Linked DNA regions of Homo sapiens: region 2 is linked to region 1. Evidence: chromatin loops called from intact Hi-C (ENCODE). Cell type or tissue: CD14-positive monocyte. All regions are shown on one strand. Each heading gives the region's core, and the rest is flanking DNA. Links, peaks and the distances in the headings are about the cores only.

Region 1 (2,920 bases), core at 235-2,734:
TAACATGCGGGAGAGTGAGATACCCAGGGAGAGCGGCAGAGGAGAAAGAGGATTTGGAGAAAGTCAGCAGCCAGTAGGGAACTGGAAAGCCTGAATGGTTTAATCAGAGTTTCAATAGGTCTATATAGAGTGAGACTGTTCTTTTTAAAAAAACCCTGGAGCTGTGGTATGGACAGGCTGCCTGGAAACAAGGTTAGGGAGTCTCTGACATCATCGTAACAATCATCGTCTCATAGTCAGAATGATTACTCTTGTTTGGTTAAAAAATACTGGCTTTCCAGCCTGGGCAACATAGTGAGACCTTGTCTCTACACAGAATAAAATAAAGTTGGCCAGGCATGGTGACATGCACCTGTAGTCCTAGATACTTGGGAGGCTGAGGTGGGAGGATTGCTTAAGCCTGGCAGGTCAAGACTGCAGGAAACTGAGATGATGCCATTGCACTCCAGCCTGGGTGACAGAGCCAGATCCTGTCTCAAATATATACATAATGGCTTCTTCATCATCAGGAAGTAGTGATTAAATGTCTTTACTTTACTGTTGGCCTGGTGCAGTGGCTCACACCTGTAATCCCAGCACTTTGGGAGGCCGAGGCGGGCAGATCACTTGAAGCCAGGAGTTTGAGACCAGCCCAGCCAACATTGTGAAACCTGGTCTCTACTAAAAATACAAAAATTAGCTAGATGTGGTGGCTCATGCCTGTAATCCCAGCTACTTTGGAAGCTGAGGCACAAGACTCACTTGAACCTGGGAGGCGGAGGTTGCCATGAGCTAAGATCGTGCCACTGCACTCCAGCCTGGGTGACAATACATACATACATACATACATACATACATACATACATACATACATACATAAAATGTCTTTACATTGTAATGTCTGTACAATCCAAGAAGGAATTAGACATAATCCACACTCTTATTCCTTACCTAAGACTGAGACACTGACATAGAAGGAGGAAGATGACAGTATTTTCCAAATGGAAGTTAAGCACATAACGTTTAATGAGTATATATGCGTGTATGGTGCAAAAAGAAGATTATTAGAAACATAGAGTTCTCTGGAAAACCTAGAACATTTGTAGAAAATCTAGACTCTAGTCATTGTATGCATAATTATAGTAACACATTGTCTAACTTAATTATAGTACAAGAAATATTCTGTACTTTATAACCTTTGGTATTATCCATTTAGATGAGTAGGTTAAGATCAAATAAGAAATCTATTATTTTGCATGTATTGCAAACTATTAGCTGACAAGCAAAGTTCTAGGAAGCTTCATTTTTGACAAATTCATGGAGTGTGAAAATGGAAGTATCTAGCCACAGGGCCAAAGAGGTATAACTTGACCTAATTTCATAACCCCACAGTTTTGCATATTGTGTACTCGGGAAACTAAAAAGGAATGGCAGAAACTGAGGTCTCACCTGGTTTCGTCTCCCAAGAAACCAACTCCTGCAAAATAAAGCAAAGACGCATTTTTGTCAGCAGAGGGAGCTCTTTCTCAATGACTTCATGTAACAGGAGCTATCTAAGAGAGGTAATCAAGACAGTCAATTCAAACACCTGCCCAGTCCTGGGTTTTCATGAAAATGAGGTGAAAAAAAGATTGTACAAAGCATATAACTTTTTGAGGCCAGGACTGCACACTCCTGAGTTAAGTATGTAATTGTCTGAGAATTTATTAAGACTCAAGTCTGTGTTGAAATCCCTCAGGAAACATTACATATAACAAAAGTGTCACTTGGAGAGTAGTGAGCTGTGGGTGAACTTCGAGGAACATCTGTGGCCATGCCCAGAGGAGCACTGGGCTCTGACTCAGCCCCACTAAGGAGAATTGGTCAGAGGTCCAAAGCTCCCTACCTCCAGTTCAATGCAGGACACACAGAAGGTGCTGTCAGGAATCTGGAAAGTTGAATTGAATTAAGAGACAGAGTTGAAGGATGTGGGTAATTATTCTAGAGCTGAAAAAGGTTCTGCTCCTGTCTTCTACACCAGGTTTCTTGGCATCTAAAGCCAGCCTGAGGTGGGCTGAGGCAAGAAGTCTTTGGAAGCACGCAGCAAACAGTGCCTGGGACAGACCATCTCCAAGAGGCAGGGGAGGCTGACCTGAGGAGAGAGGGGCCACTGGAGCACCAGATGGCAGGCTCAAGCCTGCTCAGAAAAGCCCCTGAAAAGCCAGACCCAGAAAAGCCCCTGAGGGGACAGAAGGATAAAATTAGCCAGCTCTTATTCTCAATCATTTCTGCAGAGCCTTTAGTTCATTCTGAATCTCCATTTATGGTGGATTTAGGATAGGCTGAAGTATCTAACTGGCCAGTCTATATGAACCAAAGAAACTGCCTAAGTAAACTGTTCAGATAAAGTTTTTGGAACTTTACATTAAAAATTTCACTCTTCCTCCCCTTCACTGAGACTTAGCCAATCAGACTAGATATGAGCAGCTCTCATTCATGGCTTCTGTTTGCAAAACTGCCCCTTAAGGAAGGGACGGACGTGAGTGTGTGTGAACGCTGGGAGTGGAGACTTGGGAGTGGAGACTTGGGAGTGGTGGCCTGGTGGCCACTAAGGCTGTCTGCATGCTGAGTTCAGGGGAAGGAACAGGGCAGGAACTGTGGCAAAGAAAAGAGCACAAACCTGACTTCCTCCGACGCCAGCAGTGAAACAGCAGGGCCACAGCCAGGAGAAGAGCACTGAGCAGCCCTCCAGTGGCTCCCGCGGCGACAAGGCCATCTCTGTTGCCTGGGGTCTCTAAGGGGAAAGGACCTGTGTGAATCTCAGTGGAGAGGTTCAGGGTTTGGGATTGCCTTTTCCTCAGCTTGGTTGGGTAACGAGCCCTGGAAGAGAGAAAAATCTAAAGGACTAGGTCTCATAAAGACATCTTGGGCCAGGTTTTGGCCAGAAAAGCTCACATTGGGT
Region 2 (2,920 bases), core at 334-2,833, 350 kb after region 1:
GACCTAGTAAGAACCTGTGACTTGTTCAAGGAAATTGACTCAGTACTGGGCACTAGCAAGGATCCAAGATTTGGAGTCAACTGTTCAGAGCTAGAGGTTTACCTCCCTGACTAGCCAGCCATGTAGGTAGCAAACTTTTCCAAAGCTTATTATCTTTGTCAGAAAAGTGGGATACCATCTAGCCAAATTTCCTCACAGAGTAGGACAAGATCAAGCAAAACACACTCATAAAGACCTCTTGTGGAGCAAAGTCTGGGAAGAAGTCCCTGGGCTGCTTTGGGATGGTCCGGATGAGGGGATCCAGTCTGAGGCTTGGGGCCAGGATCCATCCTTAATCTGGGCCTCTCTTCTCCTGGGAGATCTTATAAGCTTGCCTGAACAGTACTTTACTGGGTCTCCCCACCTTACCACCTCTCCCCCTTTTCTCTATAGCATTCTTGCTTAATACTCTTTGAAGATCTGGAGACTGGGGATCAGCAGGCCCATATCCTCACTGGCCTCACAGGCCTGGAGAGCACCACAACCCCAGATGGACTTTAAGACTTTACTTGTGGCTCCCCCATCCCCTCTGCAGGACTGTAAACACCACTCTCCTGAGCCAGTCTCAGCCCCACCTGCATTAAGGGAAAAACCCAACTCCCAAAGAAGCTGAGCTTAGTGAAATTGTCCCCCACATTGGCATCTTGGCCAAGCAGGCTTTTCTAGTCTTTTCCAGAAGTGCCTGGCTGGGAATCTCAGTTACTGTCTCCTTGGCAGCCTGAGATGGAACAAGCAAGAAATAACCTGAAATGGGCCCTACATCTGGTAGAAATGTGGACATATAAAACAGACAAAATTAAAGAAAATATGGGTATTTAATCTCCTTTCTTTTTTTTTTTTTTTTTTTTTTTGAGACGGAGTCTCGCTATGTTGCCCAGGCTGGAGTGCAGTGTCGCAATCTTGGCTCACTGCAAGCTCCGCCTCCTGGGTTCACACCATTCTCCTGCCTCAGCCTCCTGAGTAGCTGGGACTACAGGCGCCCACCACCACGCCTGGCTAACTTTTTTGTATTTTTAGTAGAGACAGGGTTTCACCATGTTAGCCAGGATGGTCTCGATCTCCTGACCTTGTGATCCACCTGCCTCGGCCTCCCAAAGTGCTGGGATTACAGGAGTGAGCCGCCATGCCCGGCCTTAATCTCCTTTCTTAATGGCTTGGAAATAAACTAGGTTTTAAAAAAGTTATTTTTTCAATTTTTTAAAAATTACAATGGTAAAACACATTGGAAAAAAAGTGGTATAGAAGAAAGAAAATAAAAGTCAGCCAAAATTCTAACACTCAGAAGTAACTGCTGTTAATGTTCTGAAACTTCCTGAAGGTCATATAAGGAATAAAAATAACACTTATATATTCTTCAGTAAAATAATATATAAGCATATATTAACACATATATTTGAATTTATTGTACCATAATCTATATATTATTTTAGTGTTTATTCAATTTAACAATGCAACATTAGCAGACATTCCATAGATATAGAAAATACATACCACATGCACATATATGTATATATGTATGTATGTGTATTTACAAAACTTCCCTCTCAAGAAGATAAATATTGATTCAAAAAGGCCCTTTACTAGCTTTGGGAGTGCAGACTTAAGGGAAGGTAGAAGCCACATGCTTCATGATGCAACACACTCTATGAGTCATCAAAACTCATTTACTGTTTAATCAGAGGTACATGTTGAATTTTTAAAACATCTTCCCAGTGTTATTTTTGTTTCCTTTTAACAATATGGTGGATTACATTAACATCTCCTAATAATAAATAATTGTTTCAACCCTACCTGGCTGTGATGTATATTAACATCCTGCTGAATTCTCTTTGGTAGTATCTTATATAAGACTTTTACACAGATATTTATTTATTTATTATACTTTAAGTTCTAGGGTACATGTGCACAACATGCAGGTTTGTTACGTATGTATACATGTGCCATGTTGGTGTGCTGCACCCATTAACTCATCATTTACATTAGGTTACACAGATATTTATAATGAGGATTTGTCTGTAGCCTTTCATTCTTTCTTTGAAAAACTTTGATATCAATGCTATATTGATTTCTTATTATGTTAAAAGAGTTCTTTATGCTTAAAAACAATTTGAATGCTACTAAATTTTATCAATTCCCTTGAAGATTTTTAAAAAGTTACCATGAGGCTGGCAGCGGTGGCTCACGTCTGTAATCCCAGCATATTGGGAGGCCGAGGTAGGCAGATCACTTCAGATCAGGCATTTGAGACCAGCCTGGCCAACATGGTGAAACCCTGTCTCTACTAAAAATACAAAAATTAGCTGAGTGTGGTGGTGGGTGCCTATAATCCCAGCTACTTGGGAAGCTGAGGCAGGAGAATTGCTTGAACCCAGGAGGCGGAGGTTGCAGTGAGCCAAGATTGCTCCACTGCACTCCAGCCTGGGTGACAGAGTGAGACTCTGTCTCAAAAAAAAAAAAAAAGTTAGTATGGAATCATCTGCCCTGATATGTTTAGAGGTGTGGCTCCCTAACAGTGCTTCAATTTTTTTCATGACTATTATTCTTTTTATTTAACTGTCTCTTCTTACATAAAATTTAGTAATTTATATTTTTCTAGAAAAGTATCCATTCAATGTAGGTGTTCAGATGTATATTTATTCATTGCCACTCCTTTCTTGATTAGGCTATTCAGTGGCATATCAATATGCTTTTCATGGAAAAGCTTTTGAGTTTATTCATATTCCTTATTGTGAGGGTTTTTTTTATTTTACTCATAATGTCTGCCTTCATCTGAATTATTTTGTTCATATTTTTGTAAGTTCTTAAGATTAATACTGGGTTCATTTATTTCCATTTTTTCTTGGTACTCATTCCAACTGTTTCATTAATTTTCCTGAGAACA

What was found. Peaks named below come from ENCODE experiments on the same cell type or tissue, not always from the same donor. Only the 100,000 strongest peaks of a DNase experiment are listed, where the experiment ranks them.
Region 2: it touches region 1 in a loop (3-fold over the local background); 37 of 110 quality-filtered maps call a loop at or near these places.

What each region holds. Positions count from the first base shown.
Region 1 is chr1:157,578,893-157,581,812 of GRCh38, forward strand. FCRL4 (Fc receptor like 4) reads right to left here. Exons shown (of 12, transcript NM_031282.3): 7 at 2,639-2,752; 8 at 1,429-1,456. Among named protein-coding and RNA genes, the nearest start is that of FCRL4, 18 kb to the right of the region's middle. In CD14-positive monocyte, for the core only: CTCF peaks have their summits at 1,493 (motif pointing right) and 1,698; a DNase peak (open chromatin) is centred at 1,499; H3K27me3 peaks cover 1,438 bases.
Region 2 is chr1:157,930,605-157,933,524 of GRCh38, forward strand. The region is part of intron 2 of LOC105371458 (a long non-coding RNA gene); the gene reads left to right. Among named protein-coding and RNA genes, the nearest start is that of KIRREL1, 62 kb to the right of the region's middle. In CD14-positive monocyte, for the core only: no CTCF peak of the experiment used is centred there; a DNase peak (open chromatin) is centred at 1,667.